3 separate regions of the Homo sapiens genome follow, and all the other regions are linked to region 2. A link is a contact called in ENCODE Hi-C or POLR2A ChIA-PET data. All regions are on one chromosome and are shown on one strand. Each heading gives the region's core, a stretch centred on a gene start or an enhancer-like site at or near the end of the contact. The rest is flanking DNA. Distances are from core to core; before and after follow the strand shown.

Region 1 (3,735 bases), core at 244-2,743, 440 kb after region 2:
ATCCCAGCTACTCGGTAGTCTGAGGCAGGAGAATCGCTTGTACCTGGGAGGAGGAGGTGGCAGTGAGCTGAGATCGTGCCACTGCACTCCAGCCTGGGTGACAGAATGAGACTCCGTCAAAAAAAACAAAAACTAACAAACAAACCCTGAAACTTAACTTGTTCAAAACCAAATTTATTACCTTCTCTCAAAATTGCTTTTTTATGCTCCCTATTTCAGATGAGATCAGGAGCGTTGAGGGTGGTATAACCAGAGACTATGTTCCCTATTTCAATTAACACTACCGATTCACACCATCAGCCAAGTCAGAAACTTTCTACTATTCTTCTCAACTTTATTTTGAAACCTCTTGGAATTTCGGGCCATTCCCTCCCGCCTGGATGAGCACACTCGTTTTCTGCCTACCTGGCCTTTCCGCCTCCACGGTCTTCACTTTCAATCCTTCCTCTATATTTTCACCAAAGATAATGCAATCATACCAAGCTCCTGCTTACAAAACCTTCAACGGCTCCCCATGCATGCAGCATGAAGTCCAAATTCCTCAGCAAGTTCTTCTCAGAGGTATACAATTTAAAGACTTTTAAATTACGCAAACCTGGATTTCGCTTGTAGCGAAATCTGAACACTGGCTTAGTCCACTCTTCACAGCGAAGAGTAAAAAGCAGAGAGGGGAAAGGAAGGGAGACGATGACAAGCGAGGAAAGAAGAGGGGGAAGGCAGTAGGGTCTGAGGGGAGGGAATTGTTTTCCTGGGTAGAGGTGAACGTTTTCGAGGGAAGAGTGTATCGGAGGGAAGTCAAGTGAAGGAACCCAGATCTCTGAGGCAGGAGCGGGTATGCGAGCAGGGAGGCGCTCAGTGGGGAGCTGGAAGTCTCTGAAACAAGAGTTTTCCGAGAAAACGAAAGATCCCTAATGCGAGCGAGGTAACTTCTAATGGGTTCCCAGGTTCTAAGGGGGAGCAGACGTGGCGGGGAGCCTGAGGGAAGTGAGAAGGAAAGGGGAAAGCGGCCAGGAAGGGAGCGTCCGCCGCCGCTGAGAGGGGGACCTCTGGGAAGCCGAGGGGTCCCGTCGGGTGCGGAGGGACGCAGGCGCCTCTGCTCCGGGGCAGAGGAGGTGGAGCGGCAGCGCGCGCGGGCCAGGCAGGATGCCCGGGTTTGTGACCCCCGTCCTCTTTTCACGTTACCTGAGGCAGGACTGAGCAGCCAGAGGGGTGCCTGCGCGGGCAAGAGGAGGAGACGGCGGCAAAGAGGGAGCATAGTAACCCTCACAGCTCGTTGGTGGCAGCGGCTCCTTAGCCTGCGGAGGCGGTGGGAGCCCCTAGCGCAGAAGCCGGCGACTCAGCTAGGCTAGCGGCGGCGGCGAACGAGGAGACTACTGCCATGGCCCCACAGTCGGGGCCGCTCCCCCCGCCTGTTTGGCGGGGCCAGGAGGACGATCCGACCAGCGAAGCCAACAGGGCAGCTGGTAGCTCTGCTGAGCTCCCGGGCCGCGAAAGACTGAAACGCCTACCCGGCCCAGCAGGGGGGTTGGGGGCGGGGTCTCGGCTGGCCACGCCCCTCCCTCAAGCCCTCCCTCAGAGTAGCCAGTCAACCGTCAACTCCTGATAAACGAGGTAGTGGAATTGCCCAATTAGCGCTAGGAATGCCACGTGGTATGAGGGTGGGCACAATGGGCGTCCAGAAAAGCCAATCAACAGCCGTAGGTGCCAACTCCGGAGGACGAAGGGAACCAATAGGAAGGAAGTCGAGGTAAAAACAGAAGAAGCAGTGTGTGGGAAAGGCGGAACCGAGGAGGAGGGAATACACCTGGGGGAAACCCAAGTCCAGGAGCCTCTTAGAGGGCGGGGCAGTAAACACAAGATGGACCAATAAAAATGTTAAACACAGAAATGATTGGTAATTGATAAAGCCAATAGAAAATGGACTAGACTGGCGCGGCTTTCGGGTTGGTCAAGGTATAGCTGAGTAAGGAAAAGCGGTAAGAATGCTGCGTCCTGCAGGATTTCAGTATAGTGAGGAGGAAAAAATATATCAATAATACCGACTTGAAATAGTAAGAGCAATCAGTAGAGCTAAACAAAATGCTAGGGAAGCAATTAATCATGACTATGAGATTCGGTTAAGTGAAAGCTTAGAGGAGGTAACACTTCAGCTAGCTTGAAAACAGATTTTGAAAGAAAGCTGGTGGGGAATAAGTTGGGATTTTTTGTTGTTTTTGTTGGTTGTTTTTTTTTTAGAAGGGTCTCACTCTGTCGCCCAGGATGATGGAGTGCAATGGAGCGATCATGGCTCACTTGCAGCCTCAAACTCCTGGATTAAGATGATCCTCCCAACTCAGCCTCCCCGGATAGCTGGGACTACAGGCACACGCCAGCATGCCTGACTAATTTTTTGTATATTTTGTAGAGACGGGGTTTACCATGTTGCCCAGGCTGGTCTGTAACTCCTGGACTCAAGTGATCGGCCCACGTTGGCCTACGAAAGTGCCGGGATTACAGGCGTGAGCCACCGCTCCCAGCTAAGAATTCTGCCCAGCTGTTCAAGGCACATATTTCTTCACTTTTTGCATGTGCCTGGACATCAGGAGCTCATAATCTCATGACTGAAGAGACTAGAACAGGAGGAGGGCAAGAGCAAGCAGTATGGGCCTTACTGTATTAGCACTCCCAGGGGTTAGAGACCCCTTTTCAGACATCTTAAGACTTTCATCCTCCTGGAAGAGTATAAGTGGTATGCATTCCTGGTGGCCATAAAGTTTAAGAAATATGGCCAGGGCCGGGAGCAGTGGATCACGCCTGTAATCCCACCACTTTGGGAGGCCGAGGCAGGGGGATCACGAAGTCAGAAGATCGAGACCATCCTGGCAAACATGGTGAAACCTCGTCTCTACTAAAAATAGAAAAATTAGCTGGGTGTATTGGCGCGTGCCTGTAGTCCCAGCTACTCAGGAGGCTGAGGCAAGAGAATCGCTTGAGCCCGGGAAGCAGAAGTTGCAGTGAGCCAAGATCGCACCACTGCACTCCAGCCTGGGCGACACAGCAAGTCTCCGTCTCAAAAAAAAAAAAAAAAAAAAAATATGGCCAGACACAGTGATTCACTTCTGTAATCTCAGCACTTTGGGAGGCCAAGGTGGATCACTTGAAGCCAGGAGTTTGAGACCAGCCTGGGCAACATAGCGAGACCCTGTCTGTACAGAAAAAAAAAAAAAAATGAGCCCAAAATGGTGGCATGTACCTGTGGTCCTAGCTACTTGGGAGGCTAAAGCCAGAAGATCACCTGAGCCCAGAGGTCAAGGCTACAGTGAGCTGTGGATGGTGCCACTGCACTCCAGCCTGGACAACAGAGCAGGACCCTGTCCCAAAAAAATATAAAAAGAAAGAAAGAAGTGTGGTAGGAGATATTGGAGAGAGAAGAGGCTGCATGTGGGTTGGGCTTAAATGCCAATATTCAAATTTGTCTTTTGTTTTTTATGCTGTGAGAGCTATTCTTGAGCAGGACCATAAACTAAACAGGGCAGTGTTTTAGGAAGATTAATTGGTAGCTCACAGAATCTCTGAAGGGAGAAGAGAGATCACCCCAGCCCAGTCCCCCTGACCAAAGGCTTTTTGGTACCATTCTTCTGGCAACAAATCATGTGCTGCCACCTGGTGACAGCTCAAATAACAATTTTCCACATTGCTATTTAATATTTCTGTTGAGGTTGGGTGTGTGGGCTCAGACCTGTAATCCCAAGGGCT
Region 2 (3,714 bases), core at 133-2,632:
AGGACATGGTTGGAAGCGAGGAAGTCAGAAAAGGTTTTATTTTTTTGCTTAGCTGAACTTCCTGAGCTTCATCAAATCATTCAATTGTAAAACTGAGATCATAAAAATACCTACTTTGTAGGGATATTGTGAGAATTTAATGAGATAACCTTTGTAAAGGGTCTAGCATATTACCTAGCACATAGTAGAATCTTGGTATTTGCTTATCCAAGAAAAATAATTTATTTGGACTTGGATTTTCAAACTGCTGATAACTTGTGATGCCTTAAAACCATTACTTTCTTGGGATTTTTTTTTTTTTTTGAGACAAAGTCTCGCTCTTGCCCCCCAAGCTGGAGTGAGATGGGGCGATCTTGGCTCACTGCTGCAACCTCCACCTCCTGAGTTCAAGCAATTCTCCAGCCTCAGCGCCCCCCCTCGCACCCCACCCCCAACCCTAGTAGCTGGGATTACAGGCATCCGCCACCATGCCCGGCTAATTTTTGTATTTTTAGTAGAGATGAGGTTTCACCATGTCGGCTAGGTTTGTTTAGAACTCCTGACCTCAGGTGATCCACTCGCCTTGGCCTCCCAAAGTGCTGGGATTACAGGCGTGAGCCACCATGGCTGGCTGCAGTATGTCTTAATATAAACATCCTTTAGGATGTAGTTACATCCATGGATAGAAGTACATTTGGACACTATTTCAAAGCCTCTCAAAGCCAAATAGGAATGTTTTGAAAAGCCATCTTAGCCTCAATTTCAGATATTAATTGAAGATGAAAATTAATTTCTGGCTGGGTGCTGTGGCTCACACTTATAATCCCAGCACTTTGGCAGGCCAAGGAGGGCAGATCACTTGAGCTCAGGAGTTTGAGACCAGCCTGGGCAACATGGTGAAACCCTGTCTCTCCCAAAAATACAAAAAATTAGCTGGGCATGGTGGTATGCACCCAGCTGGTCCCAGCTACTCAGGAGGCTGAGGTGGGAGGATTGTTTGAGCCCAGGAGGTGGAAGTTACAGTGAGCCGAGATCACACCACTGCACTCCAGCATGGGTGATGGGAAAAAAAAAAAAGAAAAAACCCTCATTTCTATTTTTTCAATTCAATTTTTTAAATGTACCATGAAAAAGAAACTATATTATGTGTTGGGTGCAGTGGCTCACTCCTGTAATCCTAGCCCTGTGGGAGGCTGAGGTGGGCGGATCACCTGAGGTCGGGAGTTCAAGACCAGCCTGACTGCCATGGAGAAACCCCGTCTCTACTAAAAATACAAAAAATTAGCCAGGTGTGTTGGTGCATGCCTGTAATCCCAGCTACTTGGGAGGCTGTGGTAGGAGAATCGGTTGAATCTGGGAGGCGGAGGTTGCAGTGAGCTGAGATCCCGCCATTGCACTCAAGCCTGAGCAACAAGAGTGAAACTCCGTCTCAAACAAAAAAAAAAAAAAAAAGAAAAAAGGAACTGATACTTACAACAGTGACTCTTTAGGGGATTATAGTAACATTTATTTTACAGTTTAAGAAGGGCTTTTCATCTATAGTGTAGAAACAGATTTTCATATTTAATCTTCACAGGTAAAAAAGAGGACCAAAAAAAGAAGCTACTAAATCTGGCAACTTCAGAAGAACTCTGGTGACCTTAGGAATGGCAAAATCAATAGGATAATAGGAATGGAAAACAGATTAGGTGAGATGAGAGGCTTAAGAGGTAAAGAAACAGGGTGCTAATTCTAGTCCTGGAGGAGTTCCAATTTCCTAGGCATTTTGATATTAAGAAGGGGATCCTGGCCGGGTGCGGTGGCTCATTCCTGTAATCCCAGTGCTTTGGGAGGCGGAGGCAGGTGGATTGCTTGAGGTCAGGAGTTCGAGACCAGCCTGGCCAACATGGTGAAACCCCATCTCTACTAAAAATACAAAAAATTAGCCAGGCATCATAGTGTGTGCCTATAATCCCAGTTACTCAGGTGGCCAAGGCAAGAGAATCTCTTGAGTCCAGGAGGCAAAGGTTGCAGTGAGCCAAGATTGAACTACTGCACTCCAGCCTGGGCGACAGAGCGAGACTCTGTTTCAAAAAAAAAAAAAAAAAAAAAGGATCCCTAGAAAGTGAGCACAAGTACTTTCACCTATAAGTTACAAATGAGTTTTCTGTCTTATTAATTACATCCTTATAAATTTGTTTCAATACAATTACAACCCTGAGAAAGAGACAAAGCAAAAAATCCTACTAGTTGCCTGTATAAAACATCACTCACAAGACTGTTATCAGTATCCAGAAGCATATTTTCCTACAACTTAAAAAAAAGTGTTGGCTTGGTACAGTGTCTCATGCTTGTAATACCAGTGCTTGGGGAGGCTGAGGTGGAGGATCACAAAGCCAGGAGTTTGAGATCAGCCTGGGCAACATAGTGAGACCCTACCTCTACAAAAAATTAGAATTGGCTGAGTGTGATAGCCTCTGCCTGTAATCCCAGCTACTTGGGAGGCTGAGGTGGAAGTATTTCTTGATCCCAGGAGTTTGAGTTGCAGTGAGTTATGATCACACCACTGTATTCCAGCCTAGGGGACAGTGAGATCCTGTCTCAAAGTAAATCAATAAAAATAAATTTGGCCTGGGCGTGGTGGCTCATGTCTATGGTCCCAGCACTTTGGGAGGCCGAGGCAGGTGGATCACTTGAGGTCAGGAGTTTGAGACCAGCCTGGCCAACATGGTGAAACCCTGTCTCTACAAAAGTAGAAAAATTAGCCGGGCGTGGTGGTGCGCGCCTGTAGTCTCAGCTACTTGGGAGGCTGAGGCAGAAGAATTGAGTGAACCCAGGAGGCAGAGGTTGCAGTGAGCTGAGATCGCACCACTGCACTCCAGACTGGGCAACAGAGTGAGACACTTTCTCAAAAAACAACAACAAAAAATTTTAAAAGTATCAAAAACTCAAAGCAAAGGTAGCTACTATGGAAATTAAAATTTTACGTAATTATTAAATATTAAATATAATAAAATAATAGCTATCACTGATTTCTTTTCATCAGCTAGGAATTAAGGTGTTAAGCACTTTATCTCATTCAGTCCTCTAACTCTGAGGATCAACAGGTCTTGGTTTGGATGTAAAAGAAAATAGGGAATCAAGGATAACCCTTAAATTTTCTTCTTGAGCAATGATGGAGTCTCGCTCTGTCACCGAGGCTGGAGTGCAGTGGCATGATCTCAGCTCACTGCAATGTCTGCCTCCCAGGTTCAAGCGATTCTCCTGCCTCAGCCTCCTAAGTAACTGGCATTACAGGCACCTGCCACCATGCCCGGTTAATTTTTTGTATTTTTTTTAAGATGGAGTCTCATTGTGTCGCCTAGGCTGGAGTGCAGTGGCACGGTCTTGGCTCACTGCAAGCTCGCCTCCCGGGTTCATGCCATTCTCCTGCCTCAGCCTCCCGAGTAGCTGGGACTACAGGCGCCCACCACCATGCCTGGCTAATTTTTTGTATTTTTAGTAGAGATGGGGTTTCACCGTGTCAGCCAGGATGGTCTCAATCTCCTGACCTCGTGATCCGCCTGCCTTGGCCTCCCAAAGTGCTGGGATTACAGGTGTGAGCCACTGTGCCCGGCCAGTTTTTTGTATTTTTAGTAGAGACAGGGTTTCACCATGTTGGCCAGGCTTGTCTTGAACCCCTGACCTCAGGTGATCTGCCTGCCTTGTCCTCCCAAAGTGCTAGGATTACAGGCGTGAGAAACCGTGCCTGGCCAT
Region 3 (3,894 bases), core at 310-2,809, 310 kb before region 2:
GAGTGATCTGCCAGCCCTGGCCTCCCGAGGTGCCGGGATTGCAGACGGAGTCTCGCTCACTCAGTGCTCAATGTTGCCCAGGCTGGAGTGCGGTGGCGTGATCTCGGCTCGCTACAACCTCCACCTCCCAGCCGCCTGCCTTGGCCTCCCAAAGTGCCGAGATTGCAGCCTCTGCTCGGCCGCCACCCGGTCTAGGAAGTGAGGAGCGTCTCTTCCCGGCCGCCCATCGTCTGGGATGTGGGGAGCGCCTCTGCCCCGCCGCGACCCCGTCTGGGAACTGAGGAGTGTCTCTGCCCCGCCGCCACCCTGTCTGGGAGGTGAGGATCGTCTCTGACTGGCCGCCCCGTCTGAGAAGTGAGGAGCCACTCTGCCCGGCAGCCGCCCCGTCCGGGAGATGAGGAGCGTCTCCTCCCGGCAGCCGCCCCGTCCAGGAGGTGGGGGGAAAGCCCCCGACCGGCCAGCCGCCCCGTCTGGGAGGTGGGGGGCAGCCCCCTCCCAGCCGCCGCCCTGTCTGGGAGGTGGGGGGGGGGGGCGCCTCTGCCCGGCTGCCCCATTTGGGAAGTGAGGAGCCCCTCTGCCCCGCCGCCACCCCATCTGGGAGGTGTACCCAATAGCTCATTGAGAACGGGCCATGATGACGATGGCGGTTTTGTCGAATAGAAAAGGGGGAAATGTGGGGAAAAGAAAGAGAGATCAGATTGTTACTGTGTCTGTGTAGAAAGAAGTAGACATAGGAGACTCCATTTTGTTCTGTACTAAGAAAAATTCTTTTGCCTTGGGATGCTGTTAATCTATAACCTTACCCCCAACCCCGTGCTCTCTGAAACATGTGCTGTGTCCACTAAGGGTTAAATGGAAAAAAAAAAAAAGGAGGACAGGAACTATGTGTCTAGTTCATTATCTCCATTTCCTGGTACCATGCCTAGCAGGTGGTAGACTTCACTCAATAAATATCTGGTGAATCAGTGTCTTTCTGGAAATTTATACATAACTCCTTGAATGAGGCAACATGCTTCTGCACTATTTAATAAGAAAAACTAAGTCAAGTTTCTAATCTGTGGTTTTGTTTTGCTTTGAGAACAGGGTCTTGGCTATGTTGCCCTGTCTGGTCTCGAACTTCTGATCTCGAGCGATCACTCCCACCTCTCCCTTCCTAAGTGTTGGGATTAACAGGAGTGAGCCACCGCGCCCGGCCAAGTCTCCAACTTGCTCGAGGTCACTGAACTTGCAATTGAAGAAGCTACGATTCGAACCCATGTCTGTAGGATCCCAGAGCCCTCATTGTCAAATACATACTGAAGTTTCCCAGTTTTCGGGAACCCCGCAGTACAAGGTGACCGAGGACAATACCAGAAATGGGAGCCCCAGACCCCACGTAGCGGCGAAGTTCCCAGAAGGCACAGCGCTCGGGGGTGTGGCCAGACGCATGGGCGGTGCCAAGCGTAGGAAGATGGTTGGGAACTGCGTCTCCCCCAAGGCTCCGCAGGGCGCCGCTGACTGGCGGAAGCGAGGGCGGGGACAGCGGAATGACGTTTTAAGGACGCTTGCGCGCGGGATTTAAACTGCGGCGGTTTACGCGGCGTTAAGACTTCGTAGGGTTAGCGAAATTGAGGTTTCTTGGTATTGCGCGTTTCTCTTCCTTGCTGACTCTCCGAATGGCCATGGACTCGTCGCTTCAGGCCCGCCTGTTTCCCGGTCTCGCTATCAAGATCCAACGCAGTAATGGTGAGGAGCGGGGTCCCTAGGTCAAGGGGACTCGTGAGCGGTGAGACGACTGAAATTACTGCCCGTCCCCGGACACACAGATGGGCTTTCACTCTCTTTCTCTCCCTCCCTCCTTTTCACACGCACTCACTCCGGGTCTCTGCACTGGCAGTCATTCTTGCCTACACAGGGGTGAGAGTCCCTGCGCTGTACGTGGTCCCTTTCGCAGTCCTCTGGGAGTGGGCGGACCTTCTCCAAGGCTGGTAGACCTCCCAGGGAAGTTGGGACTTCTAAATTCACTTCCCTTCCAAAATTCTCCCCTGAAAATGCCCTGCTCTTATGGGGACCTCGGTCTCCTGGCCCCTTTACTCTCGAATAAATATTGCGCAGTTGCGGTATGTCAGGTAAACGGGACAGACAAGAACCCTGCGCTTGAGGAGCTTGTAGTCGTTCTCTCTTTTGCTTAAGCAGGTACCGCAGTTCTGGCAGGTCTGATACCCGTGTCATTAGGGAAATGGACAGATATGACCGCCAGAAATGAGTTAGGAAAACCCCAAAAGGGCCAGATCCTCAATGCTATGTTGAGGAAAAGTTCATCTAAGGGTTGTGGGGAATCCTGTGCTCAAACATACCTTTTGTATGTTCTCTTTTGTAGGCTCTATCTCTCTTTTTTTGTAGGCTCTCTTGAGTAGGGGTGAATCCTTATCCCATGCAGCTCAGTTTAAAAACCTGTCCCCAGCCCACCTCACTGTGGATATTCTAAAGGTGAAGCCCAGGAGATTTATTTGTTTCTCTTAGTTTTTTTTTTTTTTTTTTTTAAGGTAGCTGCCTGTTCCTTCAGGTTAACTCCACTTTGGGAATCTCTGTGGAATCCTAAAAGTGAAGCTCTCAGGAAAGAGATGGGTAACTCTGGTTTTTTCATACTTTATAGGTTTAATTCACAGTGCCAATGTAAGGACTGTGAACTTGGAGAAATCCTGTGTTTCAGTGGAATGGGCAGAAGGAGGTGCCACAAAGGGCAAAGAGGTAGGTTCTATGAGAATTCCTCTACCACATTTAATGTCTTCCTACATAAAGGATCTGTGCAGAAGTGGAATCTGTGAGAGCCTAGTTTCTGATGCTGTGCTCTTCTCACTCACGCCTGTAATCCCAGAACTTTGGGAGGCTGAGACGGGCAGATCACCTGATGTCAGGAGTTCGAGACCATCCTGGCCAACATGGCGAAACCTGTCTCTACTGAAAATACAAAAATTAGCCAGTCGTGGTAGTGCATGCCTGTAATCCCAACTACTTGGGAGCCTGAGGCAGGAGAACTGCTTGAACCTGGGAGGCGGAGGTTGCAGTGAGCCGAAACTGTGCCGCTGCACTCCAGCCTGGGTGACAGTGAGAATCTGTCTCAAAAAAAAAAAAAAAAAAAAATTGGCTGGGTGCGGTGGCTCTTGCCTCTAATCCCGACACTTTGAGAGGCCTGGTCTGGAGGATTGCTTGAGCTCAGGAGTTCGAGACCAGCCTGGGAAAAATGTTGAGACCTTGTCTCTACAAAAAAATTAAAAATTATCAGGGTGTGGTGGCTCACGCCTGTGGTTCCAGCTACTCGGGAAGCTGAGGTGGGAGGATTGATTTAGCCTGGGAGGTTGAGGCTGCACTGAACCATGATCGAGCCACTGCACTCTGGCCTGGGCGACAGAGTGAGACCTTTCCTCAAAAAATAAAAATGGTCTTCTTGGCTGGGCACAGTGGCTCACATGTATAATCCCAGCACTTTGGGAGGCCGAGGTGGGCAGATCGCTTTGAGCTCAGCAGTTCAAGACCAGGCTGGGCAACATGACAAAACCTCATTTCTACAAAAAATACAAAAAACATTAGCCGGGCATGGTGGTGCATGCCTGTGGTCCCAGCTGCTCTGGAGGCTGAGGCTGGAGAATTGCTGGAGTCTGGGAAAGCACAGGTTTCAGTGAGCTGAAATTGCACCACTGCTCTCCAGCCTCCTGGGCAACAGAATGAGGACTTGTCTCAAAAAAAAAAAAAAAAAAAAAAAGAATGGTCCCCTTCCAGATGCATTGGGATTTTATTTAGTCAGGTCCATTCTAAATTGAAGCAATCAATAATTTTCTGGGTTTTTTTTGTTTGTTTGTTTGTTTGTTTTGAGACAGAGTCTCACTCTGTCACCCAGGCTGGAGTGCAGTGGCG

What was found. Hi-C counts contacts between places; a loop is a spot of excess contacts on that map. ChIA-PET counts read pairs that join two places held with the same protein, here RNA polymerase II (POLR2A). Pooled maps may share reads with other maps.
Region 1: a map with no recorded cell type shows a loop between it and region 2 (9-fold over the local background). The contact joins the promoter of TESK2 here to the enhancer-like site in region 2. A Hi-C loop is called at or near these places in 1 of 37 single-sample maps with no recorded cell type and 5 of 50 pooled maps. POLR2A ChIA-PET finds 5 or more read pairs at or near these places in 2 of 52 experiments (activated B cell and naive thymus-derived CD4-positive, alpha-beta T cell).
Region 3: a loop to region 2 is called in a pooled map, with 2.9 times the contacts of the local background. The contact joins the promoter of KIF2C here to the enhancer-like site in region 2. A Hi-C loop is called at or near these places in 2 of 50 pooled maps. POLR2A ChIA-PET finds 5 or more read pairs at or near these places in 9 of 52 experiments (CD4-positive, alpha-beta T cell, CD8-positive, alpha-beta memory T cell, GM12878 and 5 more).

The regions. Positions count from the first base shown.
Region 1 is chr1:45,489,670-45,493,404 of GRCh38, forward strand. TESK2 (testis associated actin remodelling kinase 2) reads right to left here and starts at 1,494. Exons shown (of 11, transcript NM_007170.3): 1 at 1,183-1,494. RefSeq lists enhancers at 1,152-1,201, 1,488-1,782 and a silencer at 1,432-1,651.
Region 2 is chr1:45,051,714-45,055,427 of GRCh38, forward strand. All of the region lies in intron 4 of ZSWIM5 (zinc finger SWIM-type containing 5), which reads right to left. Among named protein-coding and RNA genes, the nearest start is that of UROD, 41 kb to the left of the region's middle. Within about 2 kb of position 1,383, at least 3 of the 41 ENCODE cell types and tissues checked have a DNase peak (open chromatin) inside an H3K27ac peak, as active enhancers do; they include GM12878 and OCI-LY7, where a contact is called at or near this core.
Region 3 is chr1:44,738,278-44,742,171 of GRCh38, forward strand. KIF2C (kinesin family member 2C) reads left to right here and starts at 1,560. Exons shown (of 21, transcript NM_006845.4): 1 at 1,560-1,725; 2 at 2,636-2,730. The coding sequence starts at 1,656. RefSeq lists an enhancer at 1,211-1,380.